3 separate regions of the Homo sapiens genome follow, and all the other regions are linked to region 1. Evidence: chromatin loops called from intact Hi-C (ENCODE). Cell type or tissue: IMR-90. All regions are shown on one strand. Links, peaks and the distances in the headings refer to the core of each region. The heading gives the core; the rest is flanking DNA.

What was found. A loop is a pair of places that touch in the nucleus more often than their neighbours do. Peaks named below come from ENCODE experiments on the same cell type or tissue, not always from the same donor. Only the 100,000 strongest peaks of a DNase experiment are listed, where the experiment ranks them.
Region 2: a loop joins it to region 1, with 4 times the contacts of the local background. A loop is called at or near these places in 11 of 110 quality-filtered maps.
Region 3: a loop joins it to region 1, with 6 times the contacts of the local background. A loop is called at or near these places in 7 of 110 quality-filtered maps.

What each region holds. Positions count from the first base shown.
Region 1 is chr18:36,754,249-36,759,993 of GRCh38, reverse strand. It overlaps FHOD3 (formin homology 2 domain containing 3), which reads right to left. Exons shown (of 29, transcript NM_001281740.3): 25 at 4,683-4,875; 26 at 853-876. Among named protein-coding and RNA genes, the nearest start is that of TPGS2, 72 kb to the left of the region's middle. In IMR-90, for the core only: a CTCF peak has its summit at 2,686 (motif pointing right); a DNase peak (open chromatin) is centred at 2,703; H3K27ac peaks cover 893 bases.
Region 2 is chr18:36,569,495-36,575,239 of GRCh38, reverse strand. All of the region lies in intron 5 of FHOD3 (formin homology 2 domain containing 3), which reads right to left. Among named protein-coding and RNA genes, the nearest start is that of TPGS2, 260 kb to the left of the region's middle. In IMR-90, for the core only: a CTCF peak has its summit at 2,807 (motif pointing right); no DNase peak of the experiment used is centred there.
Region 3 is chr18:36,015,198-36,020,942 of GRCh38, reverse strand. All of the region lies in intron 6 of RPRD1A (regulation of nuclear pre-mRNA domain containing 1A), which reads left to right. Among named protein-coding and RNA genes, the nearest start is that of RMP24, 45 kb to the right of the region's middle. In IMR-90, for the core only: a CTCF peak has its summit at 3,079 (motif pointing left); a DNase peak (open chromatin) is centred at 3,072.

The sequences.
Region 1 (5,745 bases), core at 464-5,463:
GGGCCCAAAACAGAACAAGACACATAAATTCATGCTGATTTTCTCTAACTGAACAAAAGGTCAGGACATATATATTTTAAAAGAGGTATGCTGGAATACCATACGTACACAATGCCGAACACCTGGATGAAGAACAAAAAGTCAGATTAACATTTGCAAAGAACACCTCCACAGACTGCTGGCTTCCTTTGTCACCCAGTGTCTCAGGCATGGCAACAGGGTTGGGGACAATCTGTGGCTTGTAGCATCTACACGGCTCTCTCCTTATTTTCCAGGGCCAATTAGCCCCCTTGGTCTCTGGTTCTCGCACCTGCATCCAGGGTCTAGGGAAGAGCCCCTGCCATCTGCCACTGCATGGACGTTGGCCCATGGGAGCCATTAACACCAGCAGAGGAAATGGTCACACATCAGAGGCTGCCTACTGGCTGGGGACAGAGACTCTAGCCTGGCCCTTGGCCACTGCCCCACTTCCTCTTTGATTTCAGGACTCTTCATGTGGTTATTCCAGAATCTAGTTCTCATATTTAAGTTGCCAAAGGAAAATTCTCTGTCCACTTTTCCAGCAGCAGGGAGAGACCTGCTAAACCTGCCACTTGTGACATGGTTACTGATTAGCTGGGCCTCAGGGACAGCTCGGAAAATGCATTTAACCCTTCAGTCCCTGGCAAACGTGGCATGATGAGAGCCCCTGTCAGGTGGTTAGTGATCACACGAAAACCAACCAGAAAAATGTCCATGCATTGTTTAAAGCACTGAATGGTGCTGACACTTCATGCTGATTATGTTAGGTTAGACCAGAGCATACATGAGGTGGTAAAATGTGGCATTCTTCATGTTCATAAATGGTCATACCTCAACTTCCTCCTCCTCATCAGTCTACCCGAGAGGACAGGACAGGACAGGACGGAAAAGACAGAAGGGATTCTTAGAAGGCACAGAAGTCAGCAAAAAGATCATCGCAATGTCACATAAAATTCCAAGTAAATAAACTGGTCACCACAACCAGGATACATCCTCTTGAGTTGGGAGCTGCCAGGCCCCACCCTCTTGTCCTCATCTGGACACTCCTTGTGTGAACTCCAAGATCACCCATGACCAGAGGGACTCACACGGCTCCGGGCCAATCTTCTGGGGCTGTCCCTGAGGTAACAGTCAGCTAACTCGATTCCCTGACCACCACCAACGTCACTCGCAGCTGTGCATCGTGCTGAGAGTGTCCTGCTCTGTGAACCATATGGCTTGGCTGGCCACATCCTTATGAACCCATCACGGCCTGACAGTCATCAAGGCCCCTCTAAGTGGACTGGCTTCCATTTGCTTGGCTCTGCCTGTCAGCTGCCGGCCCTCCCATCCCATCCCGAGCGCAGGATCCCTCCCTGCCCAGGCTGCTGGTTCTGGGCTACCGCTGGTCCTTCCATATGCAGGCCAGCCAGGACAAGTGAGACAACTGCTCCAGCAGCGTGTTCACATTACTCTCTCCTCAGGAGCATGAAATTAATTTATTTTTAACATCTCACCTGTTTCTCATGGGAGCCACCTGAACTGACTCTCCATACTTTTAATTACTTTAGCACTAAACTGCTTTAAGTTACTTTAAATAAAATATCTCTCTTCTAACATAAATTGAGAGTGAAAAGTCATGTCAATCTCTTGATCATAAATTAAACACACTTTCAATTTAGGAGTGTCTGTGAGGTTACAGGGCCAGGCCAGCAAATCAGATTGAAGTGTTTTGAGAATGAACTATGCTTTTGGAAGTTAAAATGACAAACCACTTCCAGTCCGTAACATTCCACGCTGCCTCATCCAAATGGCATTGTGACAAGAGACAACAGTCCTGTTCCATTACTCTCTTTTAAAAAATTCTTACAGTTTATTTATATAACCTGGGATGGCTGGCATTTTTCCAGAAATTCACACATGTTCAAGGTGCTACATATATAAAATATTGGCCCGCTCAACATCCCTAAAAGTAATCATCATTCCCTTTCTATAGAAGAGGAAGCTGGCATTGAGAAGGGTTAAGGGTCTCACCCAGGATTACCACTGCCCTCCAACGTGGGAGGCCTGGGATTGACCAGCCTGGGTTCTCACAGCCCACCTCACGAGTGTGAATGCGGCAGAAAGGCTGTAGGTGCCTCGTGTTGCCTTGTCTATGTCACCATTTGCTCTAGGACCAACTTTGTACACAGGATGAGGAATTAGTTGCTCAGTGATCCTGGCCTGGGAGGACCCCTGGATGATGAAAAGGAAGCCTTCTGAATACCCAGAAACGGGGAGAAGAAGAGGGATAGGCACTCAGGAGCTGGTGCGTGGGGGCTGCAGATTTTACCCTCAGACCTCTCATCTCTAAATGTTACCACTTGCATCCTCATTTTATTCAGCATGTACATTCAAGGTGACTTACTACAAACAGTTTTCTCTAAAATCTCTTCTAGCTCCAACGTTCAGGGGGTCCGTGATTCTAAGTCTACTGTCTGGCTTTGTTTTCAGTGGTTTAAGTTGTGTATATGCCATTTTTAACCAGGTTATGATGTCCTTGGGATATAAGCTTTTCTTTATACTCACATCTTCCTTGGTGTCCCAGGCACTGCTGGATGCACAATGAGCCCTTAATAATTGAGTTGGAAAAACCCAAGGCTGTAGTTTTCCTTAAGGGACAATATCCTAATGTTCCAGCAGAGGGCAATCCTTCTACATGAATGATGCCACTTTGGCCATTAAAAACATGGACTAGGCTGAGAATGAATCCTGACGAAGCCTATCCTGTCCAGATTTTAATGGGAATTTAAATATTTTTGAATCAAACTCTAGAAACATTCACCTCTGTTTATGATTGGGAAAGCCAAATGTTTTAAGAGAAAGAATTTAAAAATTAGTGGGATCTGTAAAAAATCTCAAGAATTTAGCAAGAAATTTTGATGTGTCCACATAACTATAAGCATATTCGGCTTGTATGTGTCTCATAGCCACAAAATAAGCAATCTCTTTTTTTAAACTTTCAAAAATAATACTATGAATAAAATGTGGGCCACAGTTTGCCCAAGTGGATCCAACATGCTTCCTGGGTTGCTGTCTTCCAAGAGGCTGTGGATCCTACTGAACTGAGATTTCAGGAAAGGATACAGAAGACTCTTGGCTGATGGCACTGGAATTCAGAACTGCTTGGGTGCAGGGTAGAGCTGTAGAAAGGGCTCCTTCTGCACAAAAGTGACCTGAGCACTTCCTAAAGGTCCAGAAAATTCCAAGAAAACAAGGAGCTTACACAAAGGTGGATGGTAAGAGAAATGATTATCCCGTGGTTCTTAAAATTATAACAAAATTGCTAAGTTAATGTGTCTGGCCTTCCATGTAAGTCAGACCCTCAGGAATGTGGACTTCTAGAGAGCAGTAACCAAGTGCCCTCTGCTTGGCTGACTACATACACACATGTCTGTGCACATAGGGCGGCTTCAGTGAGGTCTTCCTAATTGGTTTTCTTCCTCCCCCAGCAAAAATCTGCCTAACTAGGGTTCAGTTGAAATGTGTAACTGCCCAGATGATGGCACGCCCTGTGGCTTAATCCTTTCCTCATTCCATTCCCTCTATTGCCAGAAGTCCATGTGCTACTCAAATGCACGCACAGATGGGAGAAATCCATGGGCAACAATCCAAACCATGAAAAAAAATCACACTCTAGAGTCCTTCAACAAGTTCCAAATATGACCTGTCAATATCAAAAAAGATGACTTTATTATCGTTGAGTCTGTTCAAGAAAGAATAAATAGTGACTAAAGGAGGATTCCCAGAAAATTTCAGCCTTTTGCCTGGAACTGACCTTACAGTAATGGATGAGGTAAGTGAGATGCTAGCCTGGTTTTTATGTTTCGTAAAGGCACATTAAGAAAAAGGAACCTGCACTATGTACCTCCGTTGGTCTCTGGCATCGTCATGCATCCCTTTACCCTCCACTTTACTGAGCATCTGTCATCTGAATATCCACTGCCCCCCAAGACCTAGGTAGGCTTGGGGCTGAGACAGGAGAGATGGGGAAAGAGCCCGGGAGCAGGGGAGACATGTAAGTGTGCAGGGGCTCCCCAGGGTGCTATGGGGAAACTCCTACTGGATTCACTGTCCTCTGGGAACTCTTTCCACCCTGATGTCCTGTGATTCAAGGGACTGGCAAGAGCCCATTAGATTGTATCTTGGAGCAATCACATCAGTTTATTCAGATGCCCACAATGGGTGGTCCATGTGTCAACTGATTGGTTACACAGCACCGTTATGATGATTAAAATTCTGAATCAATGCCCCAATCAGTACATTTGTCTTTCTATGATAAGCGGCATTATCTTTTATATTTTACTTGTCTTCATCCAACTTTACCCACATCACAGAGGACAAAAATAGAATCAAACATTTAATGTCATCAGCAACATGCAACACACCAAAATGGGTTCCATGTTCCTCTTCTAGCCACACGTTCTGAACTTTACATCTCCTAGCTCCTTGTTATTTAGCAGATTTTCACAGAAATGGTGGAGGAGTACTTTAAGAGCACTTTTTAAAAGAGATAATTTTTTATAGTCAAAAAAAAAAAAAAAAAAAAAAAAAAAAGCACAGCTTTTAACTGTGGGGAGGATTCCTGACTGATCTTACTTTGAAAACGAATGACATAAGGAGAGGGATTGTGTGAAACTTACATCGGTGATCATCTTCCCTCTGGTCTTATTTCTCTCTCTGTGGTTGGCCCGTTTCTGTTTCTGCTGCAAAACCCTTTCCCTGGTTGTGCGATACTCTAGTGCAAATTCACTAATAATCCTGCAGAATTTGTTTATGTTCACTTCCCGAATTGCATAAGGTGGATGGCCCATAAAGAGTAAAAAGGAGTGGAATCTGCAAGGAAAAAACAGTAATAGCAATGACTTCCGTTTTAAGAAATAAAAATTACTTGTCTAAAATCTCTCAGTAAGAAACCAATGTGAGAACTTAAAATAAATAATAATAATAATAATAATAATAATAATAATAATAATAAAGAAACCAACAAGCCACACTCTCAGTAAGAAGACACTGTCCTTCATTCCTGGGGCTTTGAATTTCAAGAGTCTTCTCAAGTGAAAATGCAAACAGAAGTTCAACTCACTTTCCCACTGATGGAGATTATATCTAGGTGGCAGGACCTCAACAGATTACTTTTTCACTTTGCGTATCTGTGTTTTAACATTTTTCTAAAATGGATATATGTAAAACTTTTGTAAGAAAAATGTTAAAGTGGTATTTTCGAAAAGTATTGCACCATTTCTAGATTATATGACAATTCAATAGGAATAAAGAAATGTTGCTTAGAAATTCTTTGGAATGAACACTTAAAATAGACATGAACATATTATGAATAACATGTTAATTCATAGCTTCTAAGTAGATGCTGTTTTCTGAGTAAATATTTTTAAACATTTCTTGTGATATTATATATAATATTAATTTAATTAGGAAACACCAAAGAAGCAGAAAATAAATTTATTTTAACTACTTAATTTGTAAACAAAAATTATTAAACATTATTTGTTTTAAAATGTTGTAAAAGAAATTACATGAGCAGATAAGTACCCAAATTTTAGTTATTAGGAAATGAGAAAGAACACAGTGGGAGACAGAGGGAAAGCTTTCTGTGGAACAAACAACATTACGCAAATGATACCACTATTTATAGACAAAAAATTTTGATCACTCTAATTTGCACAGCTTGAATATGGATTTTTTAAA
Region 2 (5,745 bases), core at 543-5,542, 180 kb after region 1:
CAACACTTTGGGAGGCCAAGGCAGGTGGATCACATGAGGTGAGGAGTTCAAGACCAGCCTGACCAACATGGCAAAACCTTGTCTCTACTAAAAACACAAAAATTAGATGGGTGTGGTGGTGCACACCTGTAATCCCAGATACTCAGGAAGCTGAGGCAGGAAAATTGCTTGAACCCAGGAGGCGGAGGTGGCAGTGAGCCAAGATCGCACCACTGCACTCCAGTCTGGGTGATAGAGCAAAACTCTGTCTGAACAAAGAAAAAAAAAAAGAGAAAAAAGAAAAAGAAAACCACATTATTCTGAGAAAAAATATGCTCCTAAATATGTAATAACTCAAAAAATTTAAAAATTATTTGGACATATCCTTGACACAATAAGCAGTATATTTTGAGAAATAACAGATTCATAGTCTATTTAATGGTAAAACACTAGAGATATTCCTACTAATCAGAAATAATTTTTAAATGATGCTCATTAAACCCATGGATTATTTAACACTGCTATAGAATTTCAGGCAAATTTAATAAGATATGAAAAATGATAAGATACAAAATTGTTGGAAATACATATTGTCATAATTTGCAAGTAAAATTATAGATACAATAAAAAAATTCACAGAATTTATTACAAAGAGATTACAATTATAATCACATTTCTCATCCTAATGAGAAATCTGTATGCAGCATTTGAATGCAGCATATGAAAGTTTGATATAAAATTATACTAGATAAGTGGATCTATGACAACAAATATGTTAAAGAATAATTTCTTTAAATAGTTAATACAAACTAGTAAGACAATATTAAATGCCAATAGAAAAAAGGCATTTTATATGAGAGACAACAAACTTGTTTATAATAGCATGCAAAATTTTTCACTCTCACTATAATAAAACAAATGCAAATTAAAATAATAATAAGGTAGTGTTTTCACTCAAATTGGCAAAGGTATTTTAAAAAGAAATGATTATGTATCAAACACTAGAGAGGTTAAATAACTTCATGCATTGCTGGTGGTAGGGCAAACTGGTAGAAACCTGTAATAAGGCTATCTAGAACTATAATTATTTTGTAAAGTTACCATGTATTTAGCGCTCACTGTGTGCCAAGTTCTCCAGAGGGACTTTATAGGTATTATTAATAGAAAAGCCATATGCAGTGGGTATTTTTACCTCCATTTGGAAGAAGAAAAAACTGAGGCTCTGAGAAGTGAAGGGATGTGACCAAAATCTCCATCACTGCCTAAGTAGCAGAGCCCACTTCCAGCCAGGGTGGGTGAGCACGTATGTGTTTATACTAAGAGCCTCGAAGTCCTCTTCAAGCCCTTTCCCAGTCATCATGATTTGGGAAACCTATTCTAAGGAAATAGCTCTAAGTTTAAACAAAATAAAAAAGGAAGCAAAGGTGTTCACTGAAGCATTATTTAATATACCAAAATAATAACTAAAACACAAATACCTGTCATGGTCCTAGAACTCAGCGTACACAGTCATTTACCAAAGCTATGTCCTAACTTGTAAAATGTTTCTCATAAAATAAGTAAAAAGCAAGTATAAGTAAAAAGCAACATCACATAATTAAATAAAATAAGTAAAAAGCAACATCACATTATTAAACACTCAAATCTTCTTTTAGTTGAGACACGGTCTCACGCTGTCACCCACGTTGGAGCAGTGGTGCCATCATGGCTCACTGCAGCCTTATCCACCCAGGCTCAAATGATCCTCCCATCTCAGCCTCCTGAGTAGCTGGGACCACAGACACATGCCACCACACCAAGCTATTTTTTTTTTTTTTCTGTAGAGATAGGGTCTCCTTCTGCTATCCAGGCTGGTTTCAAACTCCTGGGCTCAAGTGATCCACCAGCCTTGGAATCCCAAAGTGCCTGGATTACAGGCATAAGCCACCGTGCCCAGTTATAACACTCCAATCTTCATGCATACAAAGAAGAAAAGGAAATCCATAAAATATTAACCATTGTGATTGAGTATATATTCTTTGGATGTATTTTTCCTATTTTCCCAGCTTTCTAACATGAGCATCGATTACTTCTGTAATGGAAAAGTAAAATATGTTAAAAAAAAAAAAAAGAACAAAAATAAGACTGAATAATGTGAGGTGTTACATGCTTTTGTTTTTAGAATTTTTTTACTAGTGCATCCTTTCTTACCACCACCACCCCCACCCTCCTGCAGAAAGATGCAGCCCCTACCTCATGGAAGAGCTCCAAGAATTCGGCACATTCTGCCCTATTTTTTCCCATTTCTTCCCTCCTTCCCTTCCCAAACAAACTGGCAAGTCTCCATGGAAGAGGAGTTTGCTCCACTGTCCTTTTCCCATTCTGAGTCCCGCTGCTGAAAAGGCCAATCCTGAGGTACATTTTGGCACCTTCCTTTAAATCAGCTAACCACACAGGGAGAGAGAAGGTAGACTCTTTAGCCTTCTGGAAGGTATATCCACGGGGAAGACTCTCCACAAGGCTGAGAAGCTGGGACTGAAGGCCTCCCCCCAAGAGCTCAGGGCCTCTGGTACTGGCCAAGTGCCCAAGAAGCCAGGACACTATTACAATGGGAGAAGGCAAACTAAGGTTTAAAAGCTGACTTGATCTGTTCCCCGCAACATTCTATTAACTGGATCATACTGGAAGAGGTGCATCACTACAAAGTTCATGTCTAATGGAATTCAAGTGTCCGATCACGCTAATTTTTCATATTTTGGTAATCAAATCTTTCCCACTACATCTTTTTTGTACCTACCCACTACTACTAAAGCAATCCGGCCTGTAAACCGCTCCAGACACGAGATGGCGCTAAATAGATTCATGTGGGTTAATATTGCACTACAAGCAGCAAAAACCCACCAACCTCAAACGTGGGCCTGAGAATAAAACCCACACAGAAGAACAAAACAGATGCCCTGAAAACACACGTCTGGGTCACAGGAGCCATGAAAATTCATGATTTGTGTTTTCAAGAAGAATGTGGAGGCTGAGACTGTCTATCAGAACACAGAGGTAGATGGCACCACAGGTCTAGGAAGAGAGCATTTCCTGTTCTGCCACTCATGGAACTTATTACACTCAAGGTATATTTATTCATCTTTCTGTGCTTCAGTTTCTTCATCTCAAAAATGACACGGCTATACCATACTATCTATTTTGCAGGGGTGTGGTGAGGAATGAGTTAGAACAGTGCCTCCAATGAACAGAAGCACACGCTGAACAACTCTCAAAAACAGAAAACAGGGAGCAAGCTCTCCAGGCTAACCTTACCCAGCTGTGGGTCATGAGAAGTGGTGGGAAAACTCCTTGCCTAACTAGAAGTCACAAAGATTTTCTCTTATGTGTTCTTCTAAAAATATGTAGTTTCTCCTCTTTATATGTAGCTCTATGATCCAATTTGAGATAACTGTTGTACAAAGAAGCATAGATTGAGGTTCATTTTTTTTTCATAGGTCCAACTAATGCCATTTGTTAAAGAGACTGTCCTTTTTCTATTTCATTGCTTTGGCAAATTTGCCAAAAATCAACTGGTTGTGTTTGTACGGGTCTGTTTCTGTCCCATTGGTCTGTCCAACCCTTTGCCAATGCCACACAATCTGGATCACCATAGCTTTAGAGTAAATGTTAAAATCAGGTAGTATGATTCTTCCTATTCGTTCTTCTTTTTCAAAATTGGTTCAGCCATTCTTGTTCTTTTGCCTTTTAATACAAATTCTGGAAGCAGCTTGTCTAAATCAACAACAACAACAAAATCTTTCTGGAAATAATGTTAATCTATAAATTCTAGGAGAACTGACATCTTTACTCTGCTGAATCTTCTAACCTATAAACCTGTTATGTCTATTTATTATACATCTTCGCAGATTGCTTTTATCAGTGTTCTATAGTTTTCAACTATAGATGCAATATATGTTTGTTTGGGATGGTATTTTTTGCCAAAATTATAAGTAGTTCACATTCTTTGGAGCTATTACAAACGGTGTTTTAAAAACCTTTCCATTCCTAATTGTTTATTGTTAGTATATAGAAACAAAATTGAATTTGTATATTGGCCTTATATCCTATAACTTTGTTAAACATTAATTCTAGGAGTGTTTGATTTTTTGTTTTGTTTTTGTAGATTTCCTGGAATTTTGTACATAGACAATAATGCTGTTTGTGAAAAAGAACAATTTTATTTCTTCCTTCCCAATCTATATCCCTCTTCCCATCCCTATTGCACTAGTGAAGACTTTCAGTATAATATTCAATGGGCGTGGTGAGAGTGAACACCCTTGCCTTGTTCCTAATATTAGGGAGAAAGCATTAATAATCCTTTACTATTAATTATGATGTTAGACATATGTTTTTGTAAATTGTCTTTTATCAAGATGAGAAAGTTTCTCCAATTTCTAGTCTGCTAAGAGCTTTTTGTAAATCATGAATGAATGAATTTTGTCAAATGCTTCTTCTACATCAACTGATATGATTGTGTTTTTTCTTCTTCAGATTGTTAATGCAGTAGGTTATACTAACTGAATTTCAAATACTCAATGAGTCTTGCATCCTTTTTGACCATGGCATATTACTCTTTTCATATATTGCTGGATTTGATTTACTAATATTTGTTGAGGATTTTTTGCATCTTTGTTCATAATAAATATTGTTCAGTGTATTTTATGTCTGGTTTTCATACCATGGTAATACTGACCTCATAAAATGAATTGGGAAGTGTTTCCTCCTCTTCTGTTTTCTGGAAGAGATTTTGTAAAATTGGTTTTATTTTATCTTTAAATGTTTGGTGGAATTCACCAGGCAACTGTTTGGGGCTGGAGATATTTTGTTAAGAAGGTTAACTGCAAATTAAATTTCTTTAATAGTTACAGTAATGGGGCTAGTCAGGTTATCATTTCATCTTGGGTGGGTTTTGGTAGTTTGTGGTTTTTAAGGAAATGATCCATTTAAGGAATTGATCCATTTCATCTAATGTATCAATTTTATGTGCTGAGAGTTGTTCATAGTATTCTGTCATAATTCATTGAAGTGAAGTTTAATCCCCTTTCATTCTTAATGTTAGCAATGCATATCTTCTCTTTTTTCATTTGTCATTCTTGTTGGTCAATTTTATTTTTCTTTTCACAGAATCAGCTTTTTGTTTCATTGATTTTCTCTATTTTTTTCTCCGCTTTCAACTTCATCAATTTCTACTTTTATTATTTTCTTCCTTCTACTTATTTGGTTTTATTTTACTTTTCTTACTCTAGTTTCTTAAGGTAGGTGCTTACATTATTATTTCCCTCTTTTCTAATATATGCAGGTAATGCTAGAAATTTCCCTCATGCATTGCTTCAACCACATCCCACAAATCTGATGTGTTGTATTTTCATTTAGTACAAAACGTTTGCTAACTTCCATTGAGAATTCCTCAACACATGGATTATTTAGAAGTGTGTTAATTTCTAAGAGTTTGGACATATTCATGTTCTCCTTCCGTTACTGATTTACAGTTTAATTTTATTCCAGTCAGAAATTACAGTATTTCAATTATTTTAAATTGGTTATGGTTTATTTTGTGACCCATGATATGATTTATATTGGTGAATGTTTTATGCATATTTGAAAGTAATATGTATTCTCTGTAGTTGGGTAGTGTTTTCTAAAGATGTCAATTAGAACTATTTGGTTGATGGTGCCATTCAGTTCCTTCATAGCCTTGCTGATTTTCAGTCTGTCAATTCTATTGATTACCAAAAAAGAAGTATTGAA
Region 3 (5,745 bases), core at 543-5,542, 740 kb after region 1:
CATTTTCTGTCCTTTCTTTTTCATGTAATACATTATATGCATCTTACATGTCATTGTTTTCCTTTTAATATATGGATGTATGATAATTTATTTAACTGCTCTGTTCTCTGTTACTTTTTTTTTTTTAAATAGACAGGATCTCACTTTGTCATCCACACTGGAGTACAGTGGCAAGATCATAGCTCACTGTAACCTCACACACCTCCTGCCTCAGCCTCCCAAGTAGCTAGGACTACAAGTGTACCTCACAATGCCTGGCCAATTTTTTATTTTTTTGCAGAGATGAGGTTTTGCTGTGTTGCTCAGACTATTTATTTTTATTGCTTTTCTATTCTTAACAGAATTTCAGAGAACATCTCTTCAGTTAACTTTTCACTCACATATTGATCCGTTAATAATTCTGATAAATTTCTAAAGATGAAATTGCTGATTCATGTTAAAGACTTGATCCTGTTAACCAGTCTTATTGCCTTCTTTGATGATTTCTGAATATTATCTATAAGCCTTCTGTCCAAGGCCATTCATTTTCTCCAGAGGAAAACACACCAGATTTGCTGGTTAGATAACATAGGACATCTGTTTTTTGAACAGTGCTTTTACCTCTTAGCACTGTGATTTGGGTCCCTAGATGCGCACACTCTTTTGCTGAGCTTCTTATCTTCCATCTTTTAGTTATATGGGATAAGGGTTTTACCAGATTCGTGTAGAGTTTTAGTTGATCCTTCTTGTCAACCTTAAGACTTATCATTACATATTAAGGAGACTGGTACTGCAAAGTCCGGAACATATCCAGAATTCCTCAGGATGAATTACATTACTTTCGGTCATTATTTCCTGTTGCAGCTGTCCTCATCTTCCAACAGGTTCGTCCTTTCCATTCCTTTCCTTCCCCTTCCATTCTTTCAGATGGAGTCTCACTCTCTCACCCAGGCTGGACTGCAGTGGCGTGATCTCAGCTCGCTGCAACCTCTGCCTCCTGGGTTCAAGCAGTTCTCCTGCCTCAGCCTCCTGAGTAGCTGGGATTACAGGTGCGCGCCATCACGGCTGTCTAATTTTTGTGTTTTTAGTAGAGACAGGGTTTTGCCATGTTGGCCAGGCTTGTCTCAAACTCCTGACCTCAGGTGACCCGCTCACCTCGGTCCCCCAGAGTGCTGAGATTACAGGCGTGAGCCACCACACCCGGCCGTCCAACAGGTTCTTGACATTGGTATGCTGTGGTCCACTTTCCTCTGTGCTTGTGGATTTCTGCCTGTGTAAATTGCTTTATTATTTTAGTGACTTATTGGGAGGGAGCAGATAAACATGAGTTTGCTCTATCATATAAATGGAAGACTTTTTATGTCTTAATTAAGTAGAACTGTAACATACATGTTTCATAACTGCTGCCAAACCACCCCTGTCTAAGTGGTTGTCATGTACTACCTGGCTTATAAGATGATCTTCTGCTCCCTCTCATATCTCCCTACATCATTGCAACCATATGGATCTTTTAAGAAATCAGATCCCATCACACTCCTCTTTAGAAACTCATCAATGGGCCAGGCGCGGTGGCTCATGCCTGTAATCCCAGCACTTTGGGAGGCTGAGGCGGGTGGATGACGAGGTCAGGAGATCGAGACCATCCCAGCTAACACGGTGAAACCCCATCTCTACTAAAAATATAAAAAATTAGCCAGGCGTGGTGGTGGGCTCCTGTAGTCCCGGCTGCTCGGGAGACTGAGGCAGGAGAATGGCGTGAACCCGGGAGGTGGAGCTTGCAGTGAGCCAAGATCACGCCACTGCACTCCAGCCTGGGCGACAGAGCGAGACTCTGTCTCCAAAAAAAAAAAAAAAAAAAAAATCAATGGTCCCCATTACACTTTTGGATCTTATTTTGAACTCAGACACCATTTAACCTCATCTTGTATCATCTTGGCTTGCATTTTGTTTTTCAGGTATATCAAGCATGTTCTAAAATCAGAGCTTTTTGCTTTGCTGATTGTTAACAGAGAGGGACTGGAATGCTCTTGCCTCCTGCTCTTTCCTTAGCTGGTTCCTTTTCCACTCAGGTTTATATTCCTATGTCAAGTCTTCAGAGAGTCCTACATCCTTTTCTTTTGGTCCCATCTACTCATTCCTCTGGCCCCCTCTTCCCAACTGTATTACATTGTCATTTTGGTTTTTGTTTTTCTTCCATATTCTTTCTATTAATACTTTATATACTTAGTTTTCATGTGCACCTGCCACTAGGATGTGAGTTTCATGAGATGAACCTTGTTTTGTTTTTCATATTTATTACCATGCCCTCAATGCTTAGAGTAGTTTCTGTCTCCTGGTAGGCACTCAGGTGTTTGTGTTAAGTAAATGAATGCCATTAGAAATGTAACTTGGGGCTGGGAGCGGTGGCTCACGCCTGTAATCCTAGCACTTTGGGAGGCCGAGGCGGGTGGATCACGAGGTCAGGACATCGAGACCATCCTGGCTATCACGGTGAAACCCCGTCTCTACTAAAAATAGAAAAAATTAGTTGGGCGTGGTGGCGGGCGCCTGTAGTCCCAGCCACTCGGGAGTGTGAGGCAGGAGAATGGCGTGAACCCAGGAGGCAGAGCTTGCAGTGAGCCGAGATTGCGCCACTGCACTCCAGCCTGGGCGACAGAGCGAGACTCCTTCTTTAAAAAAAAAAAAAAAAAGTGTAACTTGGAAGAGGTATATATTTAAAATTGGTAACTTACTTGTAGCTAAATCAGAAAAGAATGATACTTTAATAAATAAAAATGATTGAAAGACACTTGAGGATTTTGAATAAAATTATATCCAACATAATTGGTTAAATCATTTTAGCAGAGTCCAGTACTTAAAAAGTCTTAAGTGGGCTGTGTGTTCAAGGCATGCAGTTTGTAGAGCTGCAGTTGAGCATTTTGAACAAAGGAGTAAATTATCGTCTTGAAATTGTAAAATTATTTTACCAGCTTGCATTTTTTCCCCTTCTGTAGGAGAATAACACTAACAATATGTGAGAATAACGTGAATAAGAAATGAACAGTAGTAATCCTTAGCATTGTATAAGTACTGAATTTGTAAAGAGTAATAGTGCCATCTAGTGGAAGAGCGGGAGCTACAGATGAAACCAGAGTCCTTAAGCCAGTGTTCATTCTTTTACGTTAAAGTATGTAACAGAGAGGAATTTACACTCTATTGCCCTTTGTGCCTGTTCACTCATTCATGGAATGGAAATGTAATATCAATACTAATGCTAATTACTGTCAAGAGAGGCATTCATAGAACTCTGATGGTTAAAACAATGATGCATATAGGCAGTTACGCTTTCTTGAGACGAAGTCCTTAATAAACTGCTAACAAAGATTACATTTTGTTGTTACTGTATCAGTTCTTAGAAGTGAGATGAGATTGAAAAGTAGTTTGGAGCCACATTGTGGAGGGCACTTGAATGTCAGGCCCAGTAGAGGTTGATAACAGGCCAAAGGGAAGAAAGGAGTGGTGGTGTTGGCAGTGTCTGAAAATGGTTATAGTTGTTGAGTGGATTAGATTGGAGAGAGATTAGCAGTAGGGAGACCAGATGCAACTTAATTAGAAAAATGTGCTCAGCAGTAAAAGCCTGAACTACAGTGGGTGGTAGCAGTGAAGTGTGTGTGTGTGTGTTTTGAGACAAGGTCTCACTCTGTTACCCAGGTTGGAGCTCAGTGGCACAATCATGACTGACTGCACCCTCGACCTCCCAGGGCTCAGGTGATCAGCCTCCCGAGTAGCTGGGACTACAGGCGAGTGCCACGACTCCCGACTAATTTTTGTGCTTTTTGTAGAGACAGTGTTTCACCGTGTTGCCCAGGCTGGTCTCGAACTGCTGGGCTCAGGTAGGTGATCCACCTGCCCTCGCCTCCCAGAGTGTTGGGATTACAGGTGTGAGCCACTGCACCTGGCAGTTTTTTTTTTTATTGCAAAAGTAGTACATGCTTATCATAGTTGAAAAACCATTGATAAGCACATGCAGATACCATCCAAAATTTTTATCACCCATTGAATACCTTTTGGCAAGATTTAGAAGGATAGAATCAGACTGTACATGTCATTTTATATAGTGTCTTTTTGCACATTTACTATAAAAATTTTCATGTGATTATAAATCTCATTTAATAGCTAAATTACATTGTTCTATGGAAGTAGTATTTGTTTAGCCAGCTAACTGTTTAGCGTTTATATTTCTTCCAGTTCCTTGCTATTGAAGAACAGTGCTTTAAATCACCTTTTGGCATTTATGTTACTTCCAGTTTGATACTGAAAACATTGCTCTGAATCACCCTTCAACTAAGTTTTGGCTTATCTGTGATAGTCTTCTCATAAATTCCTAGAAGTAAAATAATTTAAAAAAAGCAAAAGGAGATATGGTTTTCATGCTTGAGTTAGTTACAGTTTTAACAAAACAGGCCGGGCGCGGTGGCTCATGCCTGTAATCCCAGCACTATGGGAAGCCGAGGCGGGCGGATCATCTGAGGTCAGGAGTTCAAGACCAGCCTGACCAACATGGAGAAACCCTGTTTCTACTAAAAATACAAAAATTAGCTGGGTGTAGTGGCAGGCAACTGTAATCCTAGCTGCTCGGGAGGCTAAGACAGGAGAATCGCTTGAACCCAGTAGGTGGAGGTTGCGGTGAGCCAAGATTGTGCCATTGCACTCCAGCCTGGGCAACGAGAGTGAAACTCTGCCTCAAAAAAAAGAAAAAAGAAAAGATATTCTTTGTAATGACATGGGGTTGTGGAAATGGGAACTCTTAACATATTGTTGATGTAAATTCATTTGGTCCACTCTGTGGAGGACAGTTTGGTAATAAGTATCAGAAGCATTTATTTTACATAGTTTTTTTCTCTTTGCCTTTTATCAGATTACTTAAATGTATGTAGTGATTGAAAGTAACTAGTAGACCAAATTCTGGGTGCACAGGGATGGTATAGTTTTATTTTACTGTTTTAAAAAACTTCAGGTAAAATACACATAAAATTTGCCATATTAAGCATTTTTAAATGTATATAGGTCACTAGTGTTAACTATATTCACATGATTTTGCACCTTATTTCTAGAACTCTTCATATTGCAGAACTGAAACTCTGTACCTACCCATTCAACAATTTCTCATTTCCGCCTTCACCCAGCCACCAATTTTTCTTTCAGTCTCTGAATTTGGCTATTCCGGATACCTTATATAAGGGAAAGCATACAGTATTCTCTTTTTGTGACTGGCTTATTTCTTTAGCATAATGCCCTCTAGGTTCATCCAATTTGTAGTACATGTCAGAATTTCCTTCCTTTTTAAGGCCGAATAGTAATCCATTGAATGTATACACTGCATGTTTTCATTTGTCCATGGCTGTATACTTGGGTTGCTTCCACCTCTTGGCTATTGTGAATAATGCTGCTATGGACTGTTGGTGTACAAATAATATCTTTGAGGCCGGGCATGGTGGCTCACGCCTGTAATCCCAGTACTTTGTGGGTGGATTATTTTATGTCGGGAGTTTGAGACCAGCCTGGCCAACATGGTGAAACCCTGCTTCTACTAAAAATACAAAAATTAGCCGGACGTGGTGGCTGGCACCTGTAGTCCCAGCTATTTGAGAGGCTGAGGCAGGAGAATCACTTGAACCCGGGAGGCTGAGGTTGCAGTGAGCGGAGATCACGCCACTGCACTCTAGCCTGGGCGACAGAGTGGGACTCTGTCTCAAAAAAAAAAAAAAAAAGTATGTGAATGTGTGT